3 separate regions of the Mus musculus genome follow, and all the other regions are linked to region 2. Evidence: chromatin loops called from intact Hi-C (ENCODE). Cell type or tissue: heart. All regions are shown on one strand. Links, peaks and the distances in the headings refer to the core of each region. The heading gives the core; the rest is flanking DNA.

The links. Hi-C counts contacts between places; a loop is a spot of excess contacts. Peaks named below come from ENCODE experiments on the same cell type or tissue, not always from the same donor. Only the 100,000 strongest peaks of a DNase experiment are listed, where the experiment ranks them.
Region 1: it touches region 2 in a loop (10-fold over the local background); 29 of 42 quality-filtered maps call a loop at or near these places.
Region 3: a loop joins it to region 2, with 5 times the contacts of the local background. A loop is called at or near these places in 27 of 42 quality-filtered maps.

What each region holds. Positions count from the first base shown.
Region 1 is chr11:99,460,229-99,466,020 of GRCm38, reverse strand. No RefSeq gene overlaps it. Among named protein-coding and RNA genes, the nearest start is that of Krt20, 25 kb to the right of the region's middle. In heart, for the core only: CTCF peaks have their summits at 1,044 (motif pointing left) and 2,662 (motif pointing right); a DNase peak (open chromatin) is centred at 1,080; H3K27me3 peaks cover 701 bases.
Region 2 is chr11:99,376,674-99,382,465 of GRCm38, reverse strand. No RefSeq gene overlaps it. Among named protein-coding and RNA genes, the nearest start is that of Krt28, 4.7 kb to the right of the region's middle. In heart, for the core only: no CTCF peak of the experiment used is centred there; a DNase peak (open chromatin) is centred at 2,705; H3K27me3 peaks cover 2,179 bases.
Region 3 is chr11:100,297,630-100,303,421 of GRCm38, reverse strand. Gm14206 (a long non-coding RNA gene) reads left to right here and starts at 2,496. Exons shown (of 5, transcript XR_880211.2): 1 at 2,496-2,713. In heart, for the core only: CTCF peaks have their summits at 2,903 (motif pointing right) and 4,897 (motif pointing right); a DNase peak (open chromatin) is centred at 4,921; H3K4me3 peaks cover 297 bases; H3K27me3 peaks cover 76 bases.

The DNA of each region.
Region 1 (5,792 bases), core at 428-5,427, 84 kb before region 2:
ATCTGATCAGTGACTTCACTAGAATAGAGTTCCTGTTTATAAAGAATGTAAAATAACAGCTAGGTAGGGGTGTTGACTGGTTTTGAACATCTGTAGGTGTCTGTAGGTGAAGGAGTGACTGAAGTGGGCATAACGTTTGTTAAGACACAGTGACCCACTTACATGTCATCCATGACAGATTGTGCAAGGGCAGAGTTACAGACCTGTTTCTTTGACCCCAGAGATTTTTAAATATTTACCTCCAGGGACCAGGTGTGATGAGTGGCTCATGCCTACAATCCTGGTCTTCAGGAGGCAGAGACAGAAGGATCACTGTGAGCCTGAGGCTAGCCTGGGCTACAAAATGACATAGTGAGTTCCAGGCCAGTTCATACACACACACACACACACACACACATATGCATACATATACATATATATTCATACATATATGAAAATAAAAATTACCATCAGGCCTGTAACTTTTGCGGAAAAGGAGTCCCAACCTCTGCTGTGGTTGGGAGAGCAGAACTAACTGGGTTAAAATCACAGCAGGGTAATTAGGCCTCTCTCAATAACTCTGCCCTGGGAAAAGTGGACCATCTCTTAGTAAAGCAAAAAGGGGCTTTGATCCTTCACAGCCGACTAAATGGAAGCAAAGGCACTTTGCAGACTACCTAAAGAGGTTAGAATTGGTGCAATCACTTAAAAGATTTTTAAAATGTCTGAATCATTCTCCTCACCCCACTCCACCCCATCCCTGCTGCTAACCCAGGGCAAAAATTTTAAATAGTCAAAAGAGACCATGGGCAGTTTTCTTTTAAAACTGTATAGTTTTCTTCAATCCCTTTCCAGACTCATGGTCAACTATTGCTCATCATGGTGTTTTTCGCAAGATGCTAATTTGAACAGAGTAAAAAGGTCGGGAGGTGAGTCAGAAACTGGATTTTTTTTTTTTTTTTTTTTTTTTTTTTTTTTTTTTTTTTTATCCCCAGCAACCTGGAAGGGGTTGCTTCAGGTTAGCCTCTGTTAGAGAGAAAGAGCAAGAGCGACCCCTGCTGGCCAAAGAGGCAAGGCACGCTTTTTCCTTCTTCAAGGTGCAAATTTGAAGTCAAATTAATCTCCATGTCATCACATAAAAGACCTCAGGGATTATACTGACTGTATCCTGTGAACGATGGCAAAAAATGGCCACCAGGACATAACTAGGCCTTCTCTTATCTCCGTTGAGCCTGCATGACACCACCTCACAGAACATGAAGTCCTGTGTGTGACAGGGAACACTTTAACAGTTATTTGAACTGGAATTCTAGCCAAAGATCTTTCTCAAAATAAATGGAGCCCTATGAGACAGCAGATGTTCTGTCCCCTCCAATCCATAATAAGGACAGCTTCATATTACTCTACTTCATCATAGTTAGTCCATCCACAAAGGACAGAGCTGACCAGGTCAGTGGGAAGGGGTGATGTCAGGGCAGGCTTAACCTATTCCCTGGTGGGCACAGTGATTGAAAACAAATGGCCACTCTGGTCTCACAATGTGTTCAGGGCCTCCTCTGAGCCCATCTGATTGGAGAATAAGCTAGAAACTTTCAGTAGCTTTCTCTCTTTCTTTTCTCTCTCTCTCTCTCTCTCTCTCTCTCTCTCTCTCTCTCTCACACACACACACACACACACACACACACACACACACACACACACTGGGCCACTCAGCTCCCTGAGATCATTACAATATAAGAGACTTCTTTTCCTTTTAACACCGGTGCCCTAATAAGAAGCTTCTGGAAAAGTTAAAGGATATTTAAAGTCATGCTTTTACCATCCCCTCACTCTCTGGGAGTCAGCAGACAAACAGTGCTTGCTAACAGGTGCAGACGAAAATCAGGTGACCAGAACCATGAGCTCCCCATGGTGACAGTGCCACACAGGTCAGGTGGCAGCTGAGGCTTGGAGCCAGAGCAGACACAGGCAGTGTTACAGGGACAGGGACTTCTGATTTCAACGTGGGAGAACCCCAAAACTAGTATTGCTGAAAAGATAAACTAAGACTTGACTCGTTCATTGTCTGAGTTCTGCATCAAAACCCAGTGCAACCGGGTTTCCTGGTCCCAATGCCCTACATCATAGGCATCCCCACTGGCACGTTTCCAGAGGTCTGTCAAACCCAGGAAACATTTAAAGTAAAATACTAAGATAATGCGAACATAACAGCAATCACTCAACACCCTTAATAAGCTTGGCAGGACTTTGGAGACTAGCCTCGACTAATCTGAGGACAAGATTCGGAGAGACTTGGAGTCCATGCTCTGGATGGATCTAGTACTTTGCTGTGTTTGTTAAAACATCTAGAGTGCCTTCCGATAACAGTTTCTGGGCTCAGGAGTACAAAGTAGCATGGTGTTATCCTTTCTCAGATTTGAAAATAATCCAACTTAACCCATCGTCCAGTACAAAAACTATACACATGACCAATATGACTTTAGCCTGAAGCATCTCACCACACTACCTTAGAGAATCCAGTGTGGCTGACAACTGAGAGTCGTTGCCTGAGGAATTCCTCTTGGATCGAAGGAGAGTGTAACATAAGAGTGGAGAGGGAAAGAGGGGCAAGAGGGAAAGAGAGAACCCAGGGGCTGAGATCTAGCAACTATCAAAGCCATGCAGGGAAGCATGGAGCCAGCAGAGGGAGCCAGAGCTACGCACGAACCAAAGCCTCTTAAGACCGTAGAGCCAAAGGATTCACTCTTATCTCTGAAACGTCATTACCAGAAGCAGACACAATTGCAGTGGCCCTGAGTCTCTTGTTTCCAGATCTATCCTTTCCCAAAACAAATCTGATATGAATCAGTGTTTCGTGTTTTGTGTAGAGAAACAATCAATCGAATGTCTTATTTAGATGAATGCACATAACAAGACACATTTCATTAAGTGTGTGTGTGTGTGTGTGTGTTGGCTCTTTTCATGCGATAAATTTTGAACATATTTTTTCTGCTCCTCCAGTTTTTCCCAACTCTTTCTACCACCCTAGACACCCAACTTTGTAGTCTTTCTCCCTCAAAATAATTAACTGAATAGATACATAAATTGATAAGTAAATAAATAAGACAAAGAAAAATGCACGCACACACACACACACATATCACCTGTCATTGACTCTGTGCTGGCCAACTACTCCTGAGCATGAAGCCTTCCCTGCAGGGTGCTTGGTGTATCCAGCATCACTCCACTGGAGAAAACTGATTTTCCCTCTCCCAATAGATATCATTTGCAAAGAGCTTCTTGGTGAGGAATGGGTCTTTATGCTCACTTCTCTTTCTCCTTCTCCCTGCTGGGATTTTAGCAAGATAGATTTCAGTTGATAATAGACATCCTAAGAACAGGAAAAAAAGTCTTTTTCTTTAGTGTGTATGCATATGTGTGTTCATGTGTGTACAGGTGCAGAAGTGTGGGAGTGTATACATACAGGTGTGTGTGTGTGTGTGTGTGTGTGTGTGTGTGTGTGTGTGTGCTCGCGGGGGGGGGTGTCATTCTTGGGTCACCTTTTTGCTTGAGTTGGGGTCTCTTACTAGTCTGGAGCTTGCCATTAGGGCTAAGCTAGCTAGCCAACAAGCCAAAGGGATCATCAGCCTGTCTCTACATCCCCAGCCTTTTAAATTGGGTGCTGGAGATAAAACTTGGCTCCTCGTGTTTGCAAAGCGGTCACTTTACTGAGAGTCATCTCCCCAGCCCCAGAGAAAAGACTTGGGGGCGATTTTTTCCCTCTTTAAGACAAATTAATGAAACTCCCCCACCTCTGCATGTCTGTCTGTCTCTGTGTCTCTGTGTGTCCCTCTCTCTCTCTCTGTTTCTCTCTGTCTCTCTGTGTCTCTCTCCTCCTTAGCTGTGTATTCATTGTCACGCCCAGCCTTCAGAGTTCCCTCCTACAGGCTCCTTTATTGAAATGTAGACCACTGACCCATTCTGCAGCTAGCCTGTAATTATGAGATGGATCCACCCTTGGGAAGTTCCTTTGGAGACTGTTGCTGTTCCATTTGTCAGGGTGTAAGACGGGAGGGACCTCCCCCAATGCACTTGGACTTTATACCCTTACTCAGTCAACTCGCATGTGGGCAAAGGTCCACCCTCCAGCCTCCTGGAACAGGAGCTGAGGAACGTGAAGCCGGGTAAACCCCATGAATAAGAGGCCCCTGCTCATTCACAGGGGAAGCATCTCATTATGTTGCTATCCATCACACTCTCACCCCAGGTCAGTGCCATAGAATGACTCCGGGAACCCAAGTTCGGACCTTCGGTAAAAGAAAGGCTCCACAAGGTGTTCTTGTAAGGATGGTGAAATCTCCAGTATTAAATAGCAATCTTGTGACATCGGGCAGACATGGCCTGTGGCTTTATCTTCCACTCTACCCACTGTGCCCACTCCTCCTTCCTTTAGCCCAGCTCCACCTGCATCCGCCTAGCTGTGGAAAGCCGCCCTCAGGCCTGACTGAGTCCCAAGGAGAGACAGACTTTCACTCTTGTGCCTAGATGACACAGGACTGTTGGTTTTTCTTTCTTTTTCTTTCTCTTTTCTTTTTTTAGAAGGATAGACTGATTTGAGGCTGGGGCTTGTTGAGGCAATGTCTCACTATGCATCTCAGGACAGCCTTTAGTTATAAATCTTCCTGCCTCCACCTCCCAAATTCTACGAAGTAATTCTAGGTACCATAAACTTGTACCACCCACCACTCCTGGCTGTGCTGAGTTGTTGTTGTTTTGTTTTGTTTTGTTTTGTTTTGTTTTGTTTTGTTTTGTTTTGTTTTGTTTTGTTTTGTTTAGACAGGGTTTCTCTGTATAGCCCTGACTGTCCTAGAACTTACTCTGTAAACCAGGCTGGCCTCGAACTCAGAAATCCACCTGCCTCTGCCTCCCAAGGGCTGAGATTAAAGGCATGTGCCACCACTGCCCAGCATTAAACTATTTTTCTTATAGATTCTTTTTTCTTATTATTTTCATTGTACATGTTTCTTGTGTTCAGAATATGTGTCCATAATGTATAATGACCAAGTCAGCATTTTACATTTATGTCTCCGTGACTTTTTTTTTCAGTTTCTGTGAACTGTTCAACAAAAACCCCAATGCCAATGGTAGAATGCCTCTTTATAAGTTGTTAGTCAAGGAGATCTCAGAGACCACCCAAACAGTATAGGCTTTTACAAGTCTTCTTGAATGCCTATCAGAGCTAGATGGTAAGGCCACACTCATAGGATGCATGAAACACAGAAATCACTTAGAAATGAGCTGGAAGCTTCCTCCACACCTACTAGTTTCATAGTCCCCAAGGATGCTATGGAGGCTACTGGGGGAACAAGCAATGTTCTTACCCAACTGAGGCCCACCAGTCAGCCGAACAACCTGTCAAGTAGATACGCAGACATGCGCAATAGTTATATTGCTGTTAAGGAGATGGTCAGTTATTCTTTGATTGGAATTTAGATCTACTCCATAGGCAAGAATTCCTGCCTGGTTCTGTAAATCTGGCCAAAAAAAAAAAAAAAGACAGGAGAGATCATAGGTTCTAGGAGGGAACTAAACACTGTTGTTTAGCTAAATTGACAATATTGAGCTGTCATCTAAATATCTATGCATATGCCAGTAGACAAATGCTACTCTCAGCCTTGGCCAGGAAAGTGTTTCTTTCCAGTGAACAATGGAAAAGGCAGAAACTCATGGATGCACAAGATGCTGAGAATACGTAGCAGACGTGTGCTCAGCCCTAAGTGAGACATTTCTACCACCTGCTCTAAGGCTCTGGGAACCTTGCAGGAGGAAGAAAG
Region 2 (5,792 bases), core at 592-5,591:
AGCCAAGGACATATTTGCAATGGCACAGTGTGGCAGCACCCAAGCTCTCCACTGCTACTGCTCTAAGAAAACTTCCTCAGAATCATGATTGCTTATCCTTGATTTAAACATTTCCATAAAGCCCATTTTGTTGTGTAAGGGAATATAGTCACAGTTCCTGGAGCATAGACTTCTATGAGGGACCTTTATTTTTACTACTACAAGAATAATTCTTGGTTCCTCTCTCTTCCATTCACTTCACTCCTACCCATACCTCAGCTAGTCACTGCCAGGTCCTGTTTAGACCATCTTCAAAATTATCGAAAGGCCATCTATCTAGCTCTGCCCTGACTCAGGTCACCTTATCATCACCAGATTACTGTGGCTGGCTTTCTAGTGATTTCTCTACTGATTTTTATTCCATCACCAGTCATCCCCTACACTCCAGCTAGAAAAATTACAAAATGATAACAAAACATAACAAGAACTGCTTATATTTCACAAGTTACCTTTAATGCTAAGAATCTAAAGTCCCTCCTCTCGCCCAATACACCTTTTGATCAGCCGCCTCCTGGCACACTAACATCCACACCTCCTCCAGTTCCTTGAAGGCACCCCACTATTCCTTCCTGCTATGGTTTGGTTGTGCTTTGACTGTGTTCCTCCAAAGTTTCATGTGGAATTTGGTCACTAGGATGGCTATGCTCAGAAGTAGTGGGACCTGTAGCCCGACTCTTGGCTACCTTGTGGCTTCTTTATCTTCTACCCTTCCTCATCCCTTTTCTTCCACCCTTACAACCCCCTAACACTAGATAGGAGAGAGAAAAGAATAGAGGAGAAGGGGGTGACATTATGGTTAGACTACTTTCCGATGATAAGAGACATTGAGGTTCTCGGGACACGTTTGATATTCGCCATCAGGATATCTAACTTCTTGTTGTTTCTTCTTTGCACACGACTACTTAACAAACCTCAGCTAACAGCAACCAACCAACAACCCAACAACAGTAACCCTGCCTCTCAGGGACCTAGCATGTATATACCCTCTGAAGAGCTCCTGGAACACCGAATGTTACACGTGCACAGCGGGCAAAACCATGCCCTTGCCAGAGCACGAGGCAAATCATAGTCAGCTGTTGTGGACGATCCAAAGCATTCCCATATCCCACACCTGGGATTAAAACGAAACATATTCTTATAACACTTGGTTGTTTTGTTTTGTTTTGTTTTCCCAAAGAAACCAAAACTCTCATTACAGGGATTTTTAAGAGTTGACTCCTCCTGGGTGTTGATTAGGTCATTGTGAGCACCACCCTTGGAAGGAACTGAGGGAGTTCTCATGAGATCTGGGTTAATCCTCTGGAAGTGCTGTTGTGTCAGAGTGCTCCTGAGCCCTCTGTCTGTGATCTGGCTTTTTATCTCACCGTGGATCACCCCCCTCCTTCTCAGCACTCCCTCCACCACACCGCCAGCACGAGCTTCTTGCAGAAGCTGACGACAATGCTTTGTTCTTGAACCTCTAGAGCTGTTAGCTAAAAATATCCCTTTCATTATAAAGGATTAAGTTTATGGTAACGTACTATATTAATATAAAATAAACTAACAGCTCCTAGGGTTAACTATAAACTTTTTACTCATAGTTATATTCTCTTCCCCTCTAAGACTGCCCCACCCACGTCCCAGCCTAAAAATATTTTTTCATGTTTCTTCTATGTACTTAATGTTATTTCTTTAAAAGGTTACCCCAGCCTATACTAGGTCTTCTTTAGTAGTTGCATATGTTCCTTTCCCTAAGATCTAACACAATTTCTATTTTATGGTTATTAGGACCAACTCTATACACACACACACACACACACTCCATAAAAGTTAAGAATGTATCTGTTTTTCTTTCTGTGTTACCTGCTGCTAACATAGAGGCTGGTACGTAAGTGTTCGTTAAATATCTCTTTATTTTAAGGCTTATTTAATTTTATGTGTATGGGTGTTTTGCCTCCATGTGTCTGAGCATGCCACTCATGCAGTCCTCTGAAGGTCAAAACAGGACGACTCTTACACTGGAACTGCTATGTGGGTGCTGGGAATCCAGGCTCACTGCAATATAAACACTGTGACCAAAAACAATTTGAGGGAGGAAAGAGTTTATTTCGTGTTATACCTCCTGATCACAGTCCATCAATGAAGAGAACAAGGTGGGAATTCAAGCAGGGCAGGAACCCGGAGGCAGGAACTCAAGCCAGACCATGGAGGAACCGCTGCTTGCTGGATTGGTCACAAGCTCAGGTTCAACTATTTCTTATACCTCCTGGGACCACCTGCCTAGGGGTGGAGCCACCCAAAGTGGGCTGGGCGCTCTCACGTCAATCACAAGAATAAATAAATAAATAAATAAATAAATAAATAAATAAATAAAAATAAAACCGCCCCCCACAGACTTGCCTAGAGGCTAATCTGATGGAGGTATTCTCTCAGTCTAGGATCCTTCTTCCCAGGTAGCACTAGTTTGGATCAAGTAGGAAAAAAAAGGAAAAGTTAGCCTACACAAAAGAAAACCTCTCCTTTTTCCTTATTTCCAGGTTTGTTGCGATTCATCCAAGATGATGCACAAGAAGCTCCTTTGGGATCTGTATGTCACACTATCAATACAACGCTTACATTAATCACTTCCAGTTAAGGGCCAAGACCAGCGACATCCATTTGAAGGCCAGCACTGCCCCCTGGTGGAAATAGCGGGCAGGGGCAAGTATAGCCACCAACTGATGGTCAAAGAACGTATTTATTTAAACATGTGCTTCTTAGGAGGAGTTTTTATTGTGTGGATACCATTATATTATTAACTGGGAAATAATGTTCACAAATTATATATTTCATATAATGTATTGTCTTGAAATATGTATATTTGTGAAATGACTAAATTAAACTGACATATCACATACCTTTTATGATAGGGACACTTCAAATCTACTTGCACAAATGCAGTGTTGTTTTCTCTATTTTGACACAAAAATGTTCTCTTAGAAATATTTTATATACATGTGAAGCATATACAACAAATTAGTTGTCTGCTTATTACTTAATTATAATTATAATTATTATAAGAAACAATTAGCAGCAATAGCAGTAGTAGCCATTTATGTAATAATCAAGCACTGCGGGTACTTTGAATTATTAATACATGCTAATGTGCTACTTCAGTGTATCAATTTCGACAGTGCAATCAGAAGAATGGTTTTACAATGCATAAATAATTTAGACGGTGGATACCCAATATGTAAAGTAGGTATGCAAATCAGCACGCATCACCGAGTAATTATTCATAAATAAAATAGTCTTCTCCAGGCATTTTTCTTCAAGGGTGTGGCCTCCTGCTAGGCTGCCTACTCTCTAGCTGATGGCACCACATCCGTGATACGGGCACTAATAACTCAGACACGCCGGGTTTAGGAAAATAGAAAGACATGAAGTTGGGAAGGGGATGCATGGATGTTAGGTCTGGGAGGAGTCAAGGAGGGGAGGGGGAGGGGAGGGGAGGAGCCAGGGAGGGGAGGAGTCAGGGAAGGCATGGATGTGATAGAAATGCATTGCATTCATCTATGAACATCTCAAAGAATAAGTGAATCTCAAAGTATGAGAGTCTCAAGTCACTTTGAACAAACAAGTTGACACCCAGTATGTGCCTGGTAATCCATGTCTGGATCTTACGTGTTGAACCTGCTAATGAGGAACTGAATTAAGAGATATCTGGGGCTCTTCATAACTGTAAATAACTGCCCTGCAGCTTTGCCTAGGTCATGCATTTAAAGACCATACCAGTGCTGGCCACAGTGCCGGCTGGCCAGCCTTGTGCTAACTCATGTCCTGGTAACACCAATCAGAAGAGTCAGTATCCTAGAGATAACACCAAGTCCATACCATCGTCCCCATGTGAACCTGAAGCCAGTCGTTCCAAAGTCCCCCTACCACGCCTTTCTACCATCCTCACCCCACCCTCTGGGTCACCGCCTCAGTGAAGGTTCCGTCACTTTCAGCTTCACTTCCCCAGTACACACACACACACACACACAGGCACACACATACCCCAGCACCACCATCAATGGTAACAGTATTGAATCGTTCCACTCTCTAGTTACTATGTTAAGACCAACGAGATGGAAACTTTTAAATACATTTTGACAGTTCATTTGAAATTTTTCTGAAAAACCTCTGATTAAAGAAAGAAGGAAGGAAGGGAAGGAGAGAGAGATTTAGTGGAGAATCTGCCTTACAGCATTAACCATCCCATGTGTCTTTCCTCTGAGATGTCCTAGCAGTGACATCTGTCAGAAGCCTCTCATTAGTCCCCAGCCGCATCCTGGTCTCTCTCCTTACCTGTGCACCCTCTCCCACCAATTTTCAACTTCAGTCTCCTCTCCCTCCTCTGGCGTCACCCTGAATCTTTCCTTCCACTCCCACTCCACACATCCCGTCTCTGGACTTCAAGACGGATAATACAAACAAACCTGTCTTCCCTCCACCCCAATGCTACGCTCAGCTTTGTGACACTTACTTCTTTTTTAATTTATTTGTGTGTGTATATATGTATATTGTGTGCATGTGTCTGTGTCTCTGTTTCTGTGTTTGTGTAATGTTATGCCCTCCATGTAGAGGTCAGAAGACAGCTTCCAGCGTTAATCTTCACCTTCAACCTTGTTTGATGTAGGGTCTCTTTGATTTGGTTTTGTGTTATGCTAAAACTCTTTACAGAAAATAACACTCTTGCCAGCCCATCATCAAAGGATGTCAGCAGCTGGCTGGTGGTCCACTCTCTCTCACCTCCAGACATCATGATATACTTCATGTCCACTTACCGTCGTGCTCCACTTGTTCCTCGGTCCATATTCCATAACTGTTGAATTCAGTCCCTGAGTCTGGACTCCGGGCTTGAACAACATCTACCTATTTTAAAATTCTGTACATTGGTCTCCAGTCTCCAAGTGCTAAGTTTGAATGTGGTTTGTGTAAGTCTTCTAAAGGCTTCTGTGCTGGACACTTGGTCTTCAGTGTGATGGTTTTGAAGGAGTGGAACCTTTCAGAGGTTAGACACAGTGGAAGGCAATTGGCTCGATGTTCATTAGGGAATCTGCCTCCAAAAGGATTAACACCGTTTTGCTTGTGGGGCCCAGTCAGCTCTTGAGGAAGGGCTGTGGTAAAGCAAGGCCAGCCCCGAGGACTTGTTTCTTCTCCAGCAGCTTTTCCCTTGCCCACCGGAAGCTGAAAAGATGGTACTGCCTAATCTCGGACTCTCAGCTTCCAAGACTGTCAGTTAGATAGGTCTCAGGTGTCTTGTTAAAGCAACAGAAATGGACTGACATTGAACCAACCTCCCGACAACTTTACACCAGCCACGTTCACTCTTGCCTCCTCTGTGACATAAAGACATCCAATGACTCAAACTCTTTCATCAGCTTATCTGTGTCTCTGATTTCGATCCTTCCTTCTATATAATTATGTAGTCAGTCACCCCGGTCATTTTCTCTAGAGCACCAGGAATTTCTTTGGCAGTCTTTCCTTCTGGCTCTACCTTCAGATCCTCCAAACCTACATCATTCTGTCTATCCTAGCACAGTATTACTTTCAAATACATAACTGAGCATCAACTGAAATGAGAACCATGCCCTCAATTCTGAGTACCGATCCCTTTACACCTTTCTGGCCAGCCATTTGCCCAGAGCAATGAGCTTACTCTAAACATTGACTCTCCCTATTAGCCGCCATCTTTATCTGGGATATCCCAGCAACCTCTCAAATTCAGTTAGTCCAAAATTAAGTTTAGT
Region 3 (5,792 bases), core at 428-5,427, 920 kb before region 2:
GACCACCTGCCCAGGGGGATTGTGCCGCCCACAGTGGGCTGGCTCCTCCCACATCGATGAACAATAACTATCCCACCTGTCCAACTGAAACACCTACAGGCCAATCTGACATAGGCAGTTCCTTGAAGGGTTCTTCCTTTCAGAGGCCCAGAGGCTGTGTCAAGAACACAGTTAGGTATAACTCACGCAGTGAGTTCCAGGACAGTCTGGCTTTCATGAGTCTCTGTCTCAAACCCTGCAAAAGCCAGGTGTGGTGGGGCATGCTAGTAATCTCAGGCTCCATGTGGCTATGAATTTGAGGCTAGCCTGGGCTACAGAGTGTGACCCTGTTCCCCAAAACCAAAACATTGGGGGTGGAGAGATATCTCAGTAGTTAGGACACGTAGCACTTTTGCAGAGGACCTGAGTTTGTTTCCTAGTACGCACGTCAGGTGGCTCATAACCATCTTGGTTATGTGGTTTGAACAGGAATGGCCCCACAGACTCATGTGTGTGAATGCTTGGCCCACAGGGAGTGGAACTATTAGGGAGTTTGTGGCCCTGTTGAAAGAACTATGTTACTATGGAGGAACACAGAAAGGGACACACACACACACACACACACACACACACAAATACCTTCCATCCATATATACACAATTAAAAATAATAAAAATTAATCTTAAAAAAACTAAAATATTTAACCAAGCATATAAACAAAGCTCAAAACTAAACAAAGACTTTATCATGGAAAACTTTGTTATACTTTACAGTGCATATGTGCACAGGTAATTCACAGAGTGAAACTTCTGTTTCAAATCAAACCTGCCCCAGCATCTCTCCCCTCCCATGAGTCACTGTTACAACCCATGGCAACTCTGTTACCTTGGAGACAACACCCTAGATCAGTGGTTCTCAACCTTTAGTGCAGTTCCTTATGTTGCTGTGACCCCCAACCATAAAATTATTTTGTTGCTACTTTATAACTGCAATTTTGCTACTCTTAAGAATTGTAATGTTTTGGAGTTCAAATCCCAGCAACCACATGGTGGCTCACAACCATCTGTAACAAGATCTGACTCCCTCTTCTGGAGTGTCTGAGGACAGCTACAGTGTACTTATAATAAATAAATAAATAAATCTTTAAAAAAAAAAAAAGGGCTGGTGAGATGGCTCAGTGGGTAAGAGCACCCGACTGCTCTTCCGAAGGTCAGGAGTTCAAATCCCAGCAACCACATGGTGGCTCACAACCATCTGTAACAAGATCTGACTCCCTCTTCTGGAGTGTCTGAGGACAGCTACAGTGTACTTATAATAAATAAATAAATAAATCTTTAAAAAAAAAAAAAAAGAATTGTAATGTTTTAAATATCTGATATCCAGGATATCTGATATGCAACCCCTGTGAAAGGGTCTTTTGATTCCCAAAGGGGCAGAGACCCACAGGTGGAGAACCACTGCCCTAGATCCTCACTTCCTACTCCATATCCAATGGGCTAAGTACACCCTGGGTTCCCCTTGCACAGTGCTCTGGACTGGCTGTTTTTTTGGCTTTCACGGGTTACAGAAGAGTTTCCCAGTCTCCTCCTGTGTTTCTCTGCTCCCAGCCCTGCTTTCCGGTGTCTGACTCTTCCATAGCAACCAAAGTCTCACCTTGTTCTGTGGAGTCAGTCTTTGTCTTTTCCTTTAAAATTTATTTATTTATCTAATGTGTATCAGTGTTCCATCTGCATGCTTGTGAATGTGTGTGAGTGCACTGGCTCCCCTGGAACTGGAGCCACAGACAGCCATGAGTTGCCATGTGGACTCTGGGAACCGAAGCCTGATCCTCCAGAAGAGCAGCTAGTGCTTCCAACTGCAGAGCCATCTCTCTCTCCAGCCCTTCTGTCTTTCCTTGATGTGGTCAATCAGCTCTGGGCTCTGCTTATCTCCATCTTCCGCCCCTACGTCCTGGGTATCAGAGCATTATTGCGACATCCTCACCCTGGGATGGAGCAGATATTTGGTTCTTTCTCAAAGTCTTGAGGTTTTGCCTTAAAGTTACCTTTTCGCTGAGGCCCTTCCTTCCTTCCTTCTCTGTCTGTCTGTCTGTCTATCTATCTATCTATCTATCTATCTATCTATCTATCTATCTATCTATCTATCTATTTACTTATCTATCTACCTATCTACCTAAGAATGAGACTGTGTCCACTATATAGACCAGGATGGCTTAGAACTTAGAGAGTTCCACCTGCTTCTGCATCCCGAGTCCAGGCATCAAAGTTGTGTGACACCATGCATGGTCTGATCATCCAGTTTTAATTGCGTTTCAAACCAACCTCTCCCCCTGTCAATCCACATTCCCTTCTCTGTCTTCCCCATCCTTCTCTCTCTCCTTACAAACACAATTTCCTTATTTATTTAGGCTTCTGGGTAATGTGCTTACCCTGTTCCATCTCCCCTGCTCCGCCCCCACCCTCCCGTCCTGTCCCCCCCCCCCCCCCCCGCCCTCCGGCTCCGTCCCGTTTCTGGAATCTACCACCGTGTTACTGATGTTCAGGTAGGCTTAAATCTCTCTCTGTTTGCTTGTGAGCCTAGCTCCTAACTGCTGAGCCATCTCCCCAGCCTCTGGCCACCACCTTTTTATGTAGCGGAGGAGGACAGTGCTGGATAGTTTTATGTCAACTCGATAGAAGCTAAAGTCATCTGAGAAGAGGGAACTTCAAAATGCCTCCATAAGATCGGGCTACAGGTAAGCTTGTAGGGCATTTTTAAAATTAGTGCTTGATGAGGAAGGGCCCAGGCCACTGTGGCTTCCATTCCTAGGCTGGTGGTTCTAGGTTCTTCTTATTTTTGATTATTTTTATTTTATTATTTTATGTGTACAGGTATTTTGTTTTTATGTATGTCTGAGCAGCACATGCATGCAGTACCGCCAGCGACCACAAGAGGGCACCAGATCCCCGGGGATTACAGATGGTTGTAAACCATCATCTAGGTACTGGGGATGGAACCCAGGCTCTAAATCAGAGAGCCAGTGCTTCAGCCTTTGTTGTTGTTGTTGCTGTTGTTTTTTCGAGACAGGATTTCTCTCTGTAATCCTGGCTGTCTGGAGCTCAGAGATCTACCGGCCTTTGCTTCCCAAGTGCTGGAATTAAAGGAGTGAGGCACCATTGCCCAGTGGTCCTGGGTTCTATAACAAAGCAGACTGAAGCCGGGCGGTGGTGGCGCATGCCTTTAATCCCAGTATTTGGGAGGCAAAGGCAGGCGGATTTCTGAGTTCGAGGCCGTTCCAGGACAGCCAGGGCTACACAGGGAAACCCTGTCTTAATCCCCCCCAAAACCCCAAAAAACCCAAAAAACCAACCAAACAAACAAACAAAAAAAGCAGGCCGAGTAAACCAGTAAGCAGCACCCTTCCATGGCTTCTGCGTTGGCTCCTGCCTCCGGTTCCTGCCCAGTTTGAGTTCCTGGCCTTTGATAATGAACGTGGAAGCATAACGTCAAATAAATTTTTTTTCTCCCTAGGCTGCCTTGGTGCTGGCGTTTCATGGCAGCAACAGAAACCCTAAGACAATGGCTTTGAGCTGGGCGGTGGTGGCGCACGCCTTTAATCCCAGCACTTGGGAGGCAGAGGCAGGCGGATTTCTGAGTTCGAGGCCAGCCTGGTCTACAAAGTGAGTTCCAGGACAGCCTTGGTTACACAGAGAAACCCTGTCTAAAAAACAAAACAAAACAAAACAAAACAAAACGACAATGGCTTTGAACTTAAAAAAGTCTTTACTTGTATTTATGCGGATGTGTTTGTGCCTGAGTTTACCTGTGCCGTGTGTGTGTGTGTGTGTGTGTGTGTGTGTGTGTGTGTGTAGCCGCCTGCAGAGGCCGGAACATGCCAGCTCCCCTGGATCTGCCATCACAGGTGATTGTGAATCCTTTGAATTGGGTGCTAGGAACCCACCTGAGGTTCCCTGAAAGAGCTAAGCACTTATCTGGGGAGCCATCCCCCCAGTCTTGACCTTAAGCTTCTGGTCTCTACTTTCTGAGTCCTGGGGTTACAGGCAGGCCTGCACCCAGTTTATGTAGTTAAAAAAATTATTTATTAATTTATTTTATGTATATAAGTACACCATCACTGTCTTCAGACACACCAGAAGAGGGCGCCAGATCCCATTACAGATGGTTGTGAGCCACCATGTGGCTGTTGGGAATTGAACTCAGGACCTCTGGAAGAGCAGTTAGTGCTCTTAACCACTGAGCCATCTCTCCCACCCCCAGTTTATGTAGCCTTAATGACTGAACCCAGGCTGATCCTTGGGCCCAGTGCATGGTAGGCAAGCGCTCTAGCAACTCTGCTATAGTAAACTCCAAATGTTTCCACACCATTTGGTATGGCTTGTAGTAAGGTCTTGAGAAATGCCAAACACGTGTGACATAAAGAACACTGTTTAGGTGAATACCCCAGTATCTGTGTGTAAGCAGCAATCCCAGGCCTCTTAGATTTTATTCACTTCTTATTTCTAGTTGTCTCAGATTTCTTCCCAGGTATGTCCCTGGTCTCCAAGGCTCTCTAGTCAGCCGATGACATCATCCCCTCCCCCAACCCTGTGACTCAGACGTGGCAATGTGTCCTGTCATCCCATATCCTGTCTCACATGATCTGTTCTTCACCTAAGGACTGTGGTCACACGTCCTGGGCCTGAAACTCAAGGAGTCACACTTGATTCTCAAGTGGTCTTCTCTAGTGACTTAGATGTGGTATCTCCTGAATTACCTTTTGTTCTGAGGGAAAACCGACTCCAAGTTCAGTTTGGAGGCGTCCCCCCCCCATGTCTTTTCCTTTCTGTATCCCCTGGAGCTCCAGCTATAACCTGTTTAGATCAACCCAAGAAGAATTTAGAATTTCAGGGTCTAAGCAGTCATAGAACAGGCGCACTTCCAGCGGCGGCCACACGATGGCAGCACAGACCGGGTTTAGAGACGAGACCTGCTGCCTGAGTCTAGCCTTCAGCTGATAATTACTGGGGCTCCAGAGATGTGTGGCACAGTCCTCTCTTTAAGGCTGGGGGACTTTGGGGCTGGCCCAGGGGCGTCAAGCATGGGGTTGTGTGTCTGTAGACCGACCAGGAAAAGGCCTACCATGGAGTTCGATCCCGCCGACGAACATGGTGAAAAAGAACACGTACACACACGTGCACACGCACGCACTCATACACACACGCGCGTGCACACACGCACATACTATAATGAAAATGTAGGACAATTTCTTGTGGAGTGACCTGGGATAAGCTCTTTGTGCCTCTGGGGCAGCTTCCCACCCATGCAGGGAGTGGGTCGCTCCTTTGGATGATGGTTGTTTGACATTGCTGGAGTGACAAATGGCCCTGCAGCTGCCAGCATCTCGCAGCTGTTACTTCTGAGGCCCTGACGGCTCCAGCATTGATAACCTCCTACCTGAAGTTGGGAGGCAGTTATGCCACAGGGCCAGCAGGGGGTGCTGTGTTCTCTGGATCTGGCATTGGGTTCCCCAGTGGGGTTGGTTGTCTTAGTCTGAGTGGATCCTGGGAGGTTCGACTGGGATGCAGTGGGTAGTGTCTGTGGGTGTTGGCACAGTTTGCAACTGATGGTCAGAGTTCTGGGTGGCGATTGTGGGTTTACCTGTAATCATTCATTCATTTAGTGTTTAAGCACCTGTCAGTTGTCAGGCATTGCATTGGGAACAAAGCTGTTAACAGGCGCACGTCCCTTTTCATGGTTGTAGATCCAGGTGACAGGATCTGAGGGAGTTCAAGGGAAGGGGCAAGGCAACCAGGAAGGCATGGGGAGCCTGGGGT